2 separate regions of the Homo sapiens genome follow, and region 2 is linked to region 1. The links are chromatin loops, found by intact Hi-C in ENCODE. Cell type or tissue: Calu3. All regions are shown on one strand.

Evidence for each region. A loop is a pair of places that touch in the nucleus more often than their neighbours do. Peaks named below come from ENCODE experiments on the same cell type or tissue, not always from the same donor. Only the 100,000 strongest peaks of a DNase experiment are listed, where the experiment ranks them.
Region 2: a loop joins it to region 1, with 2.0 times the contacts of the local background. A loop is called at or near these places in 1 of 110 quality-filtered maps.

Annotation. Positions count from the first base shown.
Region 1 is chr3:175,601,522-175,609,521 of GRCh38, reverse strand. The region is part of intron 10 of NAALADL2 (N-acetylated alpha-linked acidic dipeptidase like 2); the gene reads right to left. It also overlaps the pseudogene RNU4-91P. Among named protein-coding and RNA genes, the nearest start is that of NAALADL2-AS1, 170 kb to the left of the region's middle. In Calu3, no CTCF peak of the experiment used is centred here; a DNase peak (open chromatin) is centred at 4,361.
Region 2 is chr3:175,488,598-175,496,597 of GRCh38, reverse strand. The region is part of intron 9 of NAALADL2 (N-acetylated alpha-linked acidic dipeptidase like 2); the gene reads right to left. Among named protein-coding and RNA genes, the nearest start is that of MIR4789, 120 kb to the right of the region's middle. In Calu3, no CTCF peak of the experiment used is centred here; no DNase peak of the experiment used is centred here.

The DNA of each region.
Region 1 (8,000 bases):
CGGATAAACCTCATTGGCTACGATACTGCCACTGCACAAAGCTAACTACAAAGATTTAAAAAAGGAAAGAAACATATTCCATATCTTAAAAAAAAGTCATATATACTATAAATATGACAATGATATAAATACTACACATATGTATTTTAACATTCTTCAATGGAAATCTTTTCTATGCTTCCTTTAATAAAGCCATTCTAATTTCTAAATGGAGGTCTTATTTATATTAATATCCTTAAAAATTCTATGTTCTTTGTACACTTCTCATTGCTTCCAATGTTTCAGACTACACTTTTTTTTCCTACTGGCTGTCTCAGTTGAATTGTGATGATGAGGCCAAAATCAGTGTTCAATCTCTATGTGGGCCAATAGACCTGTCACTGAAAACCTTTTGTTAATCTGGGTGTCTATTTTCATTCTATTTCATGATCCTGCAATTATACACTGCTGCTCCAAAGTGAAACTGGCTCAACACAGAAAGAGCGCTTAGTACAAACAATTACTACTACTAAAAAAAAAAAAAAATCACACTGGGCCTTGGATCAAGACGATTATCTCTTTGGTATGTTTTATGGTGATAGCTCAGAATAGTGGTACACATCAGCATTTATTTTGTTTGGTAAATATTTTACAAATAATAAAAGTCAATTATATAAATAAAAGGTAAGCTATGCATAGTGGCAAAACGGTAACATTTGCAATTTCAATTATGATACCACTCGGAAGCAATTTATGCTTTGCATATTATAGACATTCACTAAGCTTGTGATGGAAAAATGAAGGATCAGTATAGTTTCCATGAATTTAACCTATTATACAACTGAGAATACTATTAAATCAACTTATATCTAAAAGACTCATTGTTTCCCAAATTTCATAACTCCTACACGATCGTTATAACAATGTTTAAAGGATTGTCTCATTTTGCATTCAGGATGTATGCCAAAGTCTGTGGAAGCATGAAGGCGAAAAACACACTGGGAGAGAGGATAAAAAGAAGAGCAGAACAAAAGTACCTCCTGTGTCTGCACTGCAGGCTCTCTGTGTCTTTATAGAATGGATTTCCTGTTCAATAAATAAAGCGCTGGACACGGAACATATTGTGCAGATAAACTGCTTATAATAAATTTTATATTGTGGAAATTTTTTAAAACAGAAAATGCAGATTTAGGAAAAAGTGGAGCTAATCTTCATTAAAAGATTAAAAGAGGAACAATATTTTAATAAAAATGATGTTTTGAATAAATTAGCCCATAGTCCACAATCTGAAAATGGAAAGTATTCTAGAACTTCAGATTGTGGACTATGGGCTAATTTATTCAAAATTAAATGCCATGTCCCACAGATGTCATTATTAATTAATTAATTTCTCACTTAGTGGAAATAAGTAATTAATAATAACATCTGTGGGACATGATATTTGAGTGGCCACACATTCTGGTAGCAATGGGAATCAAATGATAGGATTCTAATCCAGGTTTTGTCACTGACATAGTGACCTCGGGCAAAAATCCTTAGCATTATTGCCCTTGAGTTTTTAGTTAATATGGTATAATTCTAAATTTCTCAAATTTCAGATTGAATATGATGTGTGTGTGCGTGTGTGTGCGTGTGTGTGTGTGTTCCATGTCACCTGCTCTTCTGTCTCTAACCCATTGTTTCTCATTCCTAGCTGCTCATTAGAATCACTTGGATTAAAACTCACGGATGCTTGAAATTCATCCAGAACAATTAAAACTGAATAATAAGATTGATCTTAAAAGATACATTTTCACAAAATCCTTTATTAAGAGTCAACGTCTTCCCTCTTTTACAGGTGTGATCAAGAAGCATAATCACATGTTTTTAAGGAATGCCAGTTTATAACCAATTTGAACTACTCGGTAGTTGTTAACTGATTTTCTAACATTTCAAACGATGGTTTACTACCCTTGAAAAAACAGGAACTAGTAAGTCATATATTGACCCCTCCACACCACCTTTATTTCTGTATACTCTATTGCCTTTGCCCATAAAATAGAGATTAGGTTATTTATGGTGTATATGTAAATCTATCAAGGATTACACAGATGTGATTCTGTCTCAAATTATGAGTTGAAAAAGTTTTTGATATGACAAAATATGTATAAAGTTAGCAGAGTGGAAGGAAAAAAGCATAATTATGAATTATACACATACTACTATCATTCATGTAAAATACTTAGAAAACATCTGAGAAAAATACAATAAAATGTAACAATGAATATGAGATTATAAATTTCTTTTTCTCTTTATACTATTATTTGCTTTCCATTTCTTTAGCATGTGTGCATATTATATTTACAAATAACACTTGAATTTAAAAAATATATAATCTAAGTTCAATGGAACACTCATCTGAAAAACATTTGGCTTAATGCCAGAATTTTCTTCAGGTTCAAAAAGAAGCCAAACTTCACAATACACCTTCTTACTCTCTCTGTGTAATTTTCTTTCATACATTCATTGAATGAGCTGCAGTTCAATAGCTTTTGTGGTCTTCTTTTTCTCTCCACTTGGTGTGGTATAAAAGATATTTCAAAAAAATAAATACAAGCAACTCAATTGCTTGTTAAATTTTATGTTAAGGATATGTACTGATCCAGCAAAATTACCACAGACAGCCACACATGCTGCTGAAATGTAAGCTTCCCTGCCCACCTGTCTACAGGAAAAGCAAGTGGTGACTCAAAATTGCTTTGCTCTTCTCTGACACTTCAGCTAGAAAACTAAGACCAAGGAACAGAAGTATGCTAGGTTTTCCTTACACTCTTCTGTTTGCCTCAAGTAGAAGCGAATCATGATATGGATTTAGAATAAATTAAATACAGTCCATTCAAGTATCTGAATGCACAGCTGGGATTCAAAGGCTGTAGATGCTACATCTGTTGCTCTACCAGAAAGATCTGTTAGTGAATAGCTAGTGGTTTCAGCTGTAAGGAGTTCCGCAATATTACACCTCAAATATTATGTATATTTTAGGTGAATTTAAGCTTAAAGAAAATATCTTTTGCCCTTAAGGTGACAAAATAGATTTTTTTTGTTATTCCCTTTCTCCCTCAGTTATTTTCTGACATCCGCAGCAGCAAAGGCGTTTTCATATACAAAAAAAAAAAGGCTAGTTTCTCTGACTTTACTTAGACTAGCAAAAAAGGGAAACCAATACTTCCTTTTCCTCTAAATATCAGGATTGGGATTTGCTCTTCCAGTGGCTTTGCTTTTCTATCAAGTATCCCTCATCAAACTGGTAGTAACAGCACCTGTTTTTAACCAAGGTGCTGGGCATGAAACCTTCATTTCTACTGAGGTTTTCCTCAGACTTAAATACTTTGGCACTTTAAAAAGAAATAGATCAACAACCTCTGGAGACACAAGGCTTCTTTTGTTCTGTTGCTCTTTGTTCCTTTCCCTTTGTCCCTTCTGAGGACATACAACATCGTAGTGATGTAAAGAACAGTTGCTAAAACTTGCTGAGAGGTCCAAGTAGCTAAGCAGGCTTGAAGAATGTCGTCATAGATTCTCTTCCTCACCAGTCTTGTGACAAATATTTTCCTTTGGGTTGCTGTTTTCCACCAAAGGATACTGAGCTACAGGGCAATACTCTGAAGAAAGTAGTTATTTTATTCACCCTGAGTATATGCTCTAGTGATGCAATTTGTAGTCCAATAATTTATGAATTAGCACAGATATTAATATAGGGAGCAATGTACTATCCCAAAAATTTAAAACCAGGAGTCTGTGCTGTAAAATTATAATTAAATGTTATCTAAATACAGGTTTAAAAAAACAGCAATACACAGTTAATCTATGCTGTAGAATTATAATTACGTGTTATCTAAATACAGTTAAAAAAAAAAAAAAAACAAGCAATATACATCTAGGTGTCCTCAGCCTGAGGAGTGAATGAAGGCTGGGGAAGGAGGAAGAGTAAAACATATGCTTACATTGAAAGAGGAGGCAAATAAGCCTATCTTTTTCCTTCCTCCAAATTTAAATTATCTTTTTTCTGACCAACTCAGTTACCAGAATGAGGTCTTCAGTCTGCATTATACATAAATACATAATTTTATTTCCCCATAAGAGTTTCCCTACTTCCTGCTGATGCACTGCAATATCTTTTTTTTAATGGGAATAAAATCTTTCCCATCCATATCTAGAAATAAAAGCTTAGAAAACATATGTAGATTTGAGCAAACATTAACTAAAAAATCATTGCCACAGACTTTCTTTCAAGGTGCACAAATGACTCATGTCAGATTGCTGTATAGAACTCAGAAGGAAAGACCCTAAAGGAGTCCTTATTGAGGGAGGAACAAATGAGCTGCAAAGGGTCTGGTGGCATTGAGGTCATGAGTAGATGAATGACATCAGATCTCTGCTGATTCTGGTAAGAGTGTGGGTACTAGCAAGCACAAAAGGTAAAAGGCTTTCTTCATAAAGGAATAGCTAGAGAATGAACAATTTTTATGATTTGGGAATCCTGTACTTAGCTCCAACTCAGTATGAATAAGCAGAACCTGTGATACCGTCTAAGCCATGGATTATCCAGAGTTATAGGACTCATGCTAATCAGCACTGCCACCATATCCTCACTGCCAATCTCTCTTGCCTAGACTATTGCAGTAGCCCTCCAATTGGTCTTCATCATTATTGTCCATCTTGTGCTTCAACATTGAAGCCACTTTTCTAAAATGGATACCTGATAAGGATGTTTTCATGCTTAAAATCTTTTAATTTTCACTGATTCATATAAAGAATGAAACCCTGAGCATTATATAGATAGTGGTTCAGGCAGAAATATGTAACCTGTACCTAATCAAGAGGAAAAATTAGACAAACCCAAAATGAGGACTATTTTATTAAAACAGTAGAAGAAATGGGAAGACTTTAAAAAAATTTCGGCTGGGCGTGGTGCCTCACGCCTGGAATCCCAGCACTGTGGGAGGCTGAGGCAGGTGGATCATGAGGTCAGGAGATCAAGACCATCCTGGCTAACACGGTGAAACCCCGTCTCTACTAAAAAGACAAAAAAATTAGCCAGGCGTGGTGGTGGGTGCCTGTAGTCCCAGCTACTCGGGAGGCTGAGGCAGGAGAATGGTGTGAACCCGGGAGGCGGAGCTTGCAGTGAGCGGAGATGGCACCACTGTACTCCAGCCAGGGCAACACAGCGAGACTCTGTCTCAAAAAAAAAAAAAAAAAAAAAAATTTCAATGTCATATGAGAAAAAGAAACTACAATGAGATACCACCTCACACTTATTACGATGCTACTATGAAAAAATATAACTATGAAAATATCAAGTTTTGGCAATGCTATGGAGACATTGGAACCCTTTGCATTATTGGTGAGAATGTAAAATGGGACAGCTGTTATTAAAAATAGTATGGAAGTTCCTCCAAAAATTAAAAGTAGAATTACAATATGATTCAGAAATTCTACTTCTGGATATATACCCCAAAGAACTGAAAGTAGGGTCTTGAAGAGATATTTGTTGTTGTTGTTGTTGTTTTTCTTTCAGGATTTTACTCTATTGCCCAGGCTAGAGGGCAGTGGTGCAATCATAGTTCTCGCAGCCTCAACCTCCTGGGCTCAGGTGATCTTCCTACCTCAGCCTCCTGAGTAGCTGGGACCAACGGTGTGTGACACAAAGCCTGGCTAATTTTTGTGGTTTTTTTTTATAGATGGGGTCTTGCCATGTTACCCAGGCTTTAAGAGGTATTTTTATATCCATGTTCACAGCAGCGTTATTCTCAGTAGCTAATAAAAACAACCCAGTATCCATCTACAAATGACCGGATAAGCAAAATGCAGCCTATACATGCAATGGAATACTATTCAACCTTAAAAAGGAAGGCGATTCTGGCATATGCTACAACATGAAAAAACCTTGGGGACTTTATCCTAAGTGAAATATGAAAATCACAAAAAGACAAGTACTGGATGAATCCACTTACATGAGGTACCTGGAATAGTCCAAATCATAGAGATAGAAACTAACAGGTGGTTGTCAGGGCCTGGAGGGAGAAGGGAGTGGGGAATCATTGTTTACTGGGTATAGAATTTCAGTTTTGCAAGATGAAATGAATTCTGGAAATGGATGGTGGTGATGGTTTCAAACAATATGAGTCTATGTATTATAACTCAACTGTACATTTAAGATTTTTTAAGATGGTAAATTTTATGTTATATATAAAACTGAAAAAATGTTTTCAAAAAGTAAAAGAGATGGTATAGGGCTGTGGAAATATTCTAAATAAATGCATTTTAAAAATGTAACTAAATGAAATATCTGATCCTCGATTGAATCTTGTACTGTAGATAAATAAACGCTATAAAGGACATTATTAGGCCAAGTGAAAAAACTAGAATATGAGCAGTAGATTAGATGAAAGACATTGTGTTAATTTTAAAGTTACTGAAGCTGCTACTGCATTGAAGTATGTAAAAGAATGTTCCTATTCCTGGGTAACATACAAAGACACATTTAAGGTAAAAGAACATGATGTATATAACATACTCTGACATATTTCAAGAAAAAAGTTATATAGGGAGAAGGAGAGAAAGGGAGAACAAATGACTGACACATGGGGAAAGGTGTTAACAATAGATGAATCTTGGTAAATATAGGGCTACGATTATTTGTATTATTTTATTATTAGTCTTGCAACTTTTCTGTAAGCTTGAAAATGTTACAAACCCTGCATATGGAATTTAAAGCTCTTCATAATTGGCTTTAGTCTATCTCTGCAGCCTCTTTCCAGTTCCCACAACACTGTGCTGAAACTGATAACGCTGAATCACAGCATGGAGTTTTGTTCAAACCCTTTAACTTTGCTATTTCCTCTGTATAATAAATATCTACTGGTGCTTTAAAGTCTAGATCAATTATCATTTCCAGTCTTCCCAGGCAGAATTAAATGCTTCTCTTTGACCGCATTGGCTTTATTGGGACATATATATAGAAAGAGCTAAAAATAATGTGTGTGTGTTGACATATACACACACACATTATATTTAGCTCGCTCTCTCTCTCTCTATATATATAGATACACACATACAAATAAATACATAACATATTATGTTTACATACATGTTACATATATAGATATATAGTACTTATCACTGTGTATTAAAGTTCAGAATATGGCAAAATACCTACATTATGCATTCAACAAATGTTTTAAATTAATTAGTGATTAATCATTAACTAATTAATGCTAACTATTACTCCATGAGGAATTTATATAGAAATGGATATAAATATATATTCACCTGTATACTAAACTATATCATACCTCTCTGCCTTGTCTTTTATTTTCCTATCTACTCTTCTATCAATAGTTACAATACGTAGATAAGAAGACTTTCAAATTCACACTTTTTGAAGAGATGCTTATAGGTCATTAATGCTGGAAAAACTCCCTACACACATAACAAAGTTCAAGTCTACCTGAATATACAATCACAAAAGTATATGTATTAATACCTATCTAAAGCCCAGTTTATAAAAATATCAACTGTTTATCATGTTTTTGCAATTGGTAAAAATGTAAATAAATGCTGACAAATTCTAAGAAGCACGCAGCTTAATTCTGCTAAAGCAAAAGTTTTATAACTTCTGGTAAATATTTCTACAATATAACTATGGCCATATATCTTTATTCAAAGTATGGTTTATGGCTAAAGACATTATAAAAAACATAAAGTTGACAGTCTGGTTTTTGGTTGTGGCATTTGGCGTTTATGAAAGATATTGAATTTATGTGTTAGGAATGAAACCCTCTGTTTACTCATGGGTCAGCTACTGTGTGGGTGTATGTCAAGGCATTTTATCAACTGACTTCAATTTTTACCTAGAACAATAAATATCTTTATGGGAGATAGTATGATTCATTCAGTTTGTTCAACCTACTCAAAGTATTTTAAGAGAAATAAAGTCTAAAATGCTGGATTCTGACACTCTTTATGTCAATATATTGCTG
Region 2 (8,000 bases), 110 kb after region 1:
GGGTGACAAAGTAAGATCCTGTATCAAAAAAGAACCACCACCACAACAAAATAGTGTTAGCTTCAATATAAATACATTATGAAGTGAAAGAATCCAAATATGAAATTGGTGTGCATCTGGTTTGCCAGGAGATGAAGTTAATTTGTTGATTGAAATAATAATTTTATATAAATGATAATATATAAAATATATGGGTAGAGAAAATTTATTTTTTTAAAATAAAAAAGATAAACATAAATTGTCTAACTTTTAAAGATATAATAGAATATAAATTAAAAGACATGATAAATCACAAACAATAGCAAAATATAATACAAGTCTTAAAGTTGCTGAAATCTCAACAAACTATAATTACAAAAGACATTTAACCTGTAATCTCAGACAAACTGTGAATTCTGGTGTGAATTTTACTGGCATCTACTTATTTTGTGATCTAAATACATTGTATCTTGTTTTAATATTTAAATTTACTTACTATTTGCATTATCTCATATTAATGACTGTGACACAGGCTTCCAAGTATAAATATGTCTGCCACAGGTACAAATGGGTGTCAGACATGTTTTGTCACATTAGAGTAGATGGCACTTGAATAAATGGAGGGATGAATTAGGTTACATCATGTAAAGAAGTTGTCGAGTCATAAATAAAATATATAATTGGAAGAAGTAAAATCTAGGAGCAGCTATTAACTAGCACACTGGATGAAATGTTTGGGTGACTGAAAGTAACATAAAACCGTTTTCTAAAAAAAAATGGCAGGTTAATCACATTTGTGATTAACCTTCCTCCTTAGACACAATTAAAATAAAAAGAAAAGAGTAGAATATAAACAATTATAGACTCTCAAAAACACAGAGGAGAAGAGAAGAGGCATCAATAGAAGAGATAGAACATGGGGAAGTAAGTGGTAAATGATTCATCTGGGGTAAGGAAATGACGATAAAGTGTGTGCAGAGGGTACAAGCAAAGAGATTCAATTCACTAAGCAGAAGTTCAAGACAGCCTCAGAACTTGAAGGCCCCCTGACAGCACAGGAAGAAAGTGAAACATGATTCAGAAAAGATTAGGTTGGTGCAAAAGTAATTGCAAAAACCGCAATTACTTTTGCATCAACCTAGAAGTAAGTTGAAAGTCTAAACATGAAGAGTTAACACCTCTGCTACTCTTAGTCCCCGTTTCATGCAGAGGTTCTTCTCTGAATGAATTGGACATAGTACAATGACTTGGCATTCATCAACATCAGGCATAGTGCAGGATGGAGTGAGCCTTATCTTAAGTTGAACAAATAAAAATATTACCAGACCTATGACAAAAAATTCTGACAGAACATAATTTTCAACCAAGATTATATATGAAATCAAATTAATAATCACAGGTAGGAGCAAAATTAAAGATGTTTGGACACTTAAGAATTCAATAAATATATGATATTTGCATACTTTGGAAGCTACTCTTTGATGTGCTCCAGCATGATCTAGAAATAATCTAAAATTAAAAAAAAATATATATATATATATATATGGGATTGCTTATACAGATGGTCCAAAACAGAAGAGCAGCAATGAGAAATCCCAGGATGATAACTGTGCAACAGTCTTAGTAAGCAATTGTTCCAGACTGAAGCAGGACAATAGAATATTTCAGGAGAGAAAATACTGCAAATCTTGAAAAAATAAGGAATTTGGAGAAGTCAGTTATAGATTTCTAGTCACAATATGCATTGCATATCAAAAGCCTCTTGCTCTGGAAAAGACAGACCAACTAAAAAGATATTGTACTTAAAATCTTCAAAATACTACAGTGAGAAAAAAGCACACATATATGTATGAAGGCCTGCGATACCCGATGGTAAGGGACAGCAGACGATAGGTCCATAGTATTTAAAGACGTGTCCTAGGTACCGATTGGAAATCGGTACCTGTGGGTATTAGTCACATCAGTGTAGAACAGTTTTCCTGTGCTTTTTCATAACGAAAAAGCATGGATTCTGGAGAGTCGGAATATACTGAACTTATGCTATACTCTGAGATGATACTGGTAACTAGAACTGAAGAAACTGACCTTCCATTCATTTCCAGCTTATGAGTGATCTCAGAGCTGTTGAAAGTTTGTAAGTCTCCCTAGGAACTCGAGTCAGACAGGGAATGTATAATTTCCTTGATCTCCTGAAGCTACAGGTTTATTTTAAAGATTCCCATAGTGTTAAATTCCTAAAAATAAACAGACATTGTTACTCTGGGATTCTAATTGCTAGAAATGCTTCTGTATGCATGCATGTTTATCACCATATTGTAACAGAAAAATTAAAATGGTTTAAATGCTTCAAAATATGTAGACATCACAAATTATAGAATATTAATTAATAACATGGGAAAATAGTTAATATATTAAGTAAAAATCAGGTTGTTTATATATAGTATGTAAAAGGTTTATGAGAAGCAAAATATACATATAAATAAATATACATTGAGATAAAACTCACAGTATAATTTCCAAAATGGTGAGCTTATAAACAATTATATTTTTTGCATGTTTCTCTTCATTTTAAAATTTGTATACAAGAAGTATGTAATATTTTTAACATGAGACAACATTTTTTAAGCCTTGTATGTTACAAACAAGATAGAGAGGATGAAATTACACCAATACATCCAAGCTAATCCTACTTAGTTCTCAAACTGGTATCTGAGCTTCCCAGCTCCTAGGGAAATAAGAAGACTCCACAGATAGTACAGCTTTCACTGTGTGTATGTGTATGTCTATTATTTAAGAGTTCCGACAATAGTTTTTAATAAGGCATCCAAAAAGAAATGCAAAACAACATAATGACAATACTTGTACTAGCAGATTGAAAAAACAGTTGCATTTGTTATACCGGTGACTATTATAGACATCGACCCTTGGGAAAAGACATAGATAATAATGTTTGGTAAGGGAAATGCTACACAGACCAAAGTTAAGTTGCCTTGAGCTGTCTTTTGGTTAAAATATGCAGTTTTCACAGGCATAATGTCAACTGAAGTTTTGTACAAGAAATATTGTGCAGGGCAAAGTTAAATGATTAACTTATGTTGCTTTCCGGTGAGCTGGTGTAATATGAGAATTGAGCTTGGATTAACTTGAGCAGTAAATAGTTAACATGTGTAAGAGATGAATGTTTTACCTATTATGTTTCCTTAAGAGGGGAGCACATTTTTATAGCATTGGATGATCCCTATTTTACTACAGTTTTGACAACTTCAGTCTTGTTTTCAAGAGAAGGTAAATCCAAATTATACAAACGCGAGGTTGCTAGAAAGAGTGGCTCTTCATATTCCTTTCTCAAATAAAAAGATTTATTATATTTTCTGATGATAAAATTAATGTGCTTACTATCAAATTCAGAAAATAGAGGAAAGTGTGAAATAAGAAGAAAACCATCAAAAACTCCATGACCCCACTGTTATCATTTAAGTGCATTCAGCATTTAGTTATCAACATTTATATGTGTGTATACGTATGTATAAATACATACATATTTATATGAATATAAATATACAGAAAGATATGTGTACATAAGTTATGCACATTAACATATGTACACATAAATATCTGTTATAAACATAATTTTTCACTTTAAAAATGTATCATGAACCTATTTTCCAGGTAAATAAAAGCATATTTATAACACGCTTAATGGTGAAAAGAGCTAGAAGATGTTTTTAATGGAAGAAAGAGCCATATGTTCTAGATATCAGTCACGTAGTTATGAAAATAAAGGGGACTAGATGGTTTTCTTATCATCCAGTAATTATTTCTAAAGGTGTTATTTAAAATTAGTGGAATAATATTTACACAGCTGTATATGTATATACCTATACAGATGTTTACGTATAGATGAACACATATAATTTACATTTGTATATGAATATGTGTGTGCTTTAGTAATTCACTTGTATGTGAATTACATAATGGGTTAAATGAATGTGAACGATCTATTAATGCTTGGAATTGTCATGGAAAAATGGGTACAGGCTTCGCTCCGGGTACTGTTTCCCTGCCAAAGGCACTAGTTGTTGGCACAACTATCAGATATTCATAATCAAGATCCATTATGTGGGTTTCATCTCTCCCTTTGAATGGCACTTATCATCTTACCTGATTAGCATTTTATACTCCATATATCTTAATGTCTTTCTTTCTAAGATACTTTAAGGACAATGATAAAAGTGGGAATGCAGATGAAAAGTATCCTGTCTCTCAAAGCCTCAAATTCAACTTCAAGGGCTTCATTTCAGCACTTTTCAGAGCTGCCTGATTGACTACTCCATACACTAAAGAATGAGCAGCAATTGAGTCCAATCATGCTGAACTAAAAGGAGTTGTGGAAGGAAAAACTTTTGATGTAGAGTTCAACTGTAAGAGATAAACAGTATTATTCCACATTAAGAGGCAGCATTTTCTCATGTCAAAACTAAAAAGAACATTTTACCGTGGAAATTCTTTTGAAAAAATTCTTATTATATGCCTGTATTGAACAATTTGTAAGTCTGATATTTGTACTTTTGTAACTGCTACAGAGCTTTACCCAGAGGTTCAATTATGACCTTGCATGGTGGACCCATTCTAAGCAATGGATAACCTTGCTGAGGTCAGAAAATATCAAAAGTATTTTTTCTGAGTCTTTTTTTGAGTTTCATTTGCAAATTATTCCGATCATAATTTTAGTAAAAGGTGATTCTCAGTCTTTTTTCCATTTTATGGCACACAAAAACTGATAACATTTGTATCATTGCTATAAATGTTGGTGTATGCCCACAGATGGAGATAGATTGTAGGTGCTGACAGCTGCAAGCTCTCTATAGCCTCTCAGGTAATCCTCATGTGTAGCGTGGCAGGGTGGCATGGCCTACCAGTTAGAAAGTCTTGTTCCATAAGGATATTTTATAGTGTAGTACATTTCAGTGTGCCTTGTCCACAACTAATAAGTATAACAATGTGGAAAATAATTCTATTCTTCAAAAATCAAATTTCATATAAATGAAACAGTAAATAACTAGAAACATATATCGGGAATGATTTTTAAACTTTCAGCTGTGACAAACTTAATCCCAAAGTTAGTCTCTTAACAATAGCAAAAGTTTAAAAGCTCAACTATATAAAAATTTAAAACACATAAAGGCATACTCAAAAGACAAACTATTAAGAAGCTTTAGATAAGCACAGAAGACAAATACACAGATTGAAAAGTGGGGAGACAAAATTTACTATAGATTCAATATAAATAAAATCCAATGAAAACAAAAAAATTCAAGTCAATAAACAATTGGACAATAATATTTTATAGAACAATAAAATAATATTTATTGTATTATATTTATAGGACAATAAAATAATATTTATTTTATTATATTTATAGGACAATAAAATACTATTTTATAGGACAATAAAATATTTCCTGACAGAAAAAAAAAAAGAAAGAAATGTTGCAGCTCTGGGGTGTTGGAAGTGGCAGCCATTGAATGTTCTTAGAGCTTGGACAGACTTATCTGAATGCTGCTGCTGGAAAGGAATTTAAATGTTTTAAAAAAAGTCTCTATCCATCCTTGTGTTCAATTGTTCAAAGTAACCTTATTTGAAGGCTATAAGATATAGTCATTATATATCAACATTCTAAAATTTTCTAAAATCTCGTACCTCAAGTGCATAGTCTTGGTTTGAATTCCTAACTATAAGGTAATAATTAACCCAGCTATTTGGCTATGATGTTCCACGGATTGCCTACCTCCCTGTTTGGTGGGGAAGAGGGGATCTCCATTTTCTTTCGTTGTAACTTTCCAATTCATCCACTCCCACATTTAGGGTCTATTATTGCTACCATCCTGCTTCTGATGGTACTTTCCATACAAATAGTTACTTATGGTCCGGCGCGGTGGCTCACGCCTGTAATCCCAGCACTTTGGGAGGCCGAGACTGGCAGATCACGAGGTCAGGAGATCAAGACCATCCTGGCTAACACGGTGAAACCATGTCTCTAGTAAAAATACAAAAAAAAAAAAAAACTAGCCAGGCGTGGTGGCGGGTGCCTGTAGTCCCAGCTACTCGGGAGGCTGAGGCAGGAGAATGGTGTGAACCCGGGAGGCAGAGCTTGCAGTGAGCTGAGATCCTGCCACTGCACTCCAGCCAGGGTGACAGAGTGAGACTCTGTCTCAAAAACAAACAAACAACAACAACAAAAAAACAAATAGATACTTATGTTTTAAGCGAGGAAAAAGATTCATTAAAACAATAAAGAGAATTCATTACTTTCTTAATAGAAACTCTAAAGTGGGCAAGAATTGATCTAGCAACTTAAAGGTTATCATCAAGGACTTAATACCTCTCTGTCTCTCTGACCTATCTTCACACCATTACAGCAAAGAAGGGCTATCTTTCCCAGCACTCTCAAAGGAAACAGAAAAACTCCTATTTCCTGAAAGGCAGTCAACATCTCACTACCTCATTGGCTCTGTTTTTGTAATGTGTCCATCCATGAACTGATCATTGTTGACAGAGAGATGGGCCGCGATGATTAAGTCAAGTAGGACCCACCTTTAGAAGTGAGGGTCAGGACAATCTACCCATATCATCTGGCTAAAAACGGAGGAGGGTATGGGTACCAAGAAAAATCTAGGTGTTACTTTCCTAAAAGAAAGGGAGTAGATTAAAAGCAAAAATGTCGATTGTCATATACTAATGTAGAGACTATTACTTCTACTTACAGTAGTTTCATAAGGAATAATGCTTTATTTTTAAAATGAGAGTATATTTGGTTTTGGAGTAGAAGACTCAAAAGAAGTCTCTTCTACAAGGAGTAGAAGACTGTGTATCCCATCTAACTTAATTGTTTTCACTCAACAAATTGCAAACTTAGCTTACTTCTAAAAATTAATAGCATGCATGGTCATTTCTACTCTTGGGAAAATAACTGAGAATTACCCTATTTCACATAAGACACTATGGTAATGAGTTTTACTTTCTTATGACATGACATCTGTTGGTTTCAGATCAGTGATCCAGAACTGAAAAGTTTTATCTAGAATTGTCAAGCTTTTAAAATTTCATATGCTAACAACTTAGGTCTTTCTCTTTTGAATCAGAATGACTTGAGGAAACATCTGCCTTATTTGTTTGCCGTGGCATTTCCTCCCCTTTCTAATATTCTGGAATATGGGTAATGAGAACAGGCTTCATTCTATACATGGCTATGAACACCATATACCAATTTAACTATTTTTAATTAATCAATCCATGCAACCAAATATAAAATAATAAAATATGTTGCTTGATTTTCATTATGCTTCCCTAACTATAACCCATTCTTCTTTGAGATCATAGGTGTGAATTTTTTTTAATATAATAGTATTACTTAATTGCCTTGTCAAAATATTCCTTTAATATATTTTTCTAAATATTTGTGTAATATCTTTTTATGCTACCCTTAGTTTTATTTGAAGTTTTAGGGTCAGCGTAAATACTTATCCACAAAAGCAATCACTTTGATAAACGTAATTTTTCATTCTTCCTCAATAGCAGTTTTTATTTTATTTCTGGATGTTAAGATGAAATCCTGGTCTGTTAAGCCCCAGCAACTGCTGCCATGGCTGCCATCCACAGGGAAATCCATCAGCCATTTCATGCTCATGCCAATAACCACTGTCACCAGCTATTCAGATTGGCTTTTTATTATATATCTGGCTTATAACCAGTGATAGTGTTATTCTACATGACTAAATCTTCCAGCCTCTTCTAGTCAAGCCGGGGATGTCCTGGAAGGGATTCTGGTCTAAGTACAAACACGTTTTCATAAAATTTATGTTTTATTGCATCCTTTTCCAATAACTTATCAGTAGAAAAATGGAATTCTATGGAGCAGGCATGTGAAGTATGGCCTTAGCACAATCTCAAAGGTAAACATTTAATCTCACAATCAGTTCAGTTTCTCTAACCTCAGATCTACTTGAAAGTAAAATTAGAAC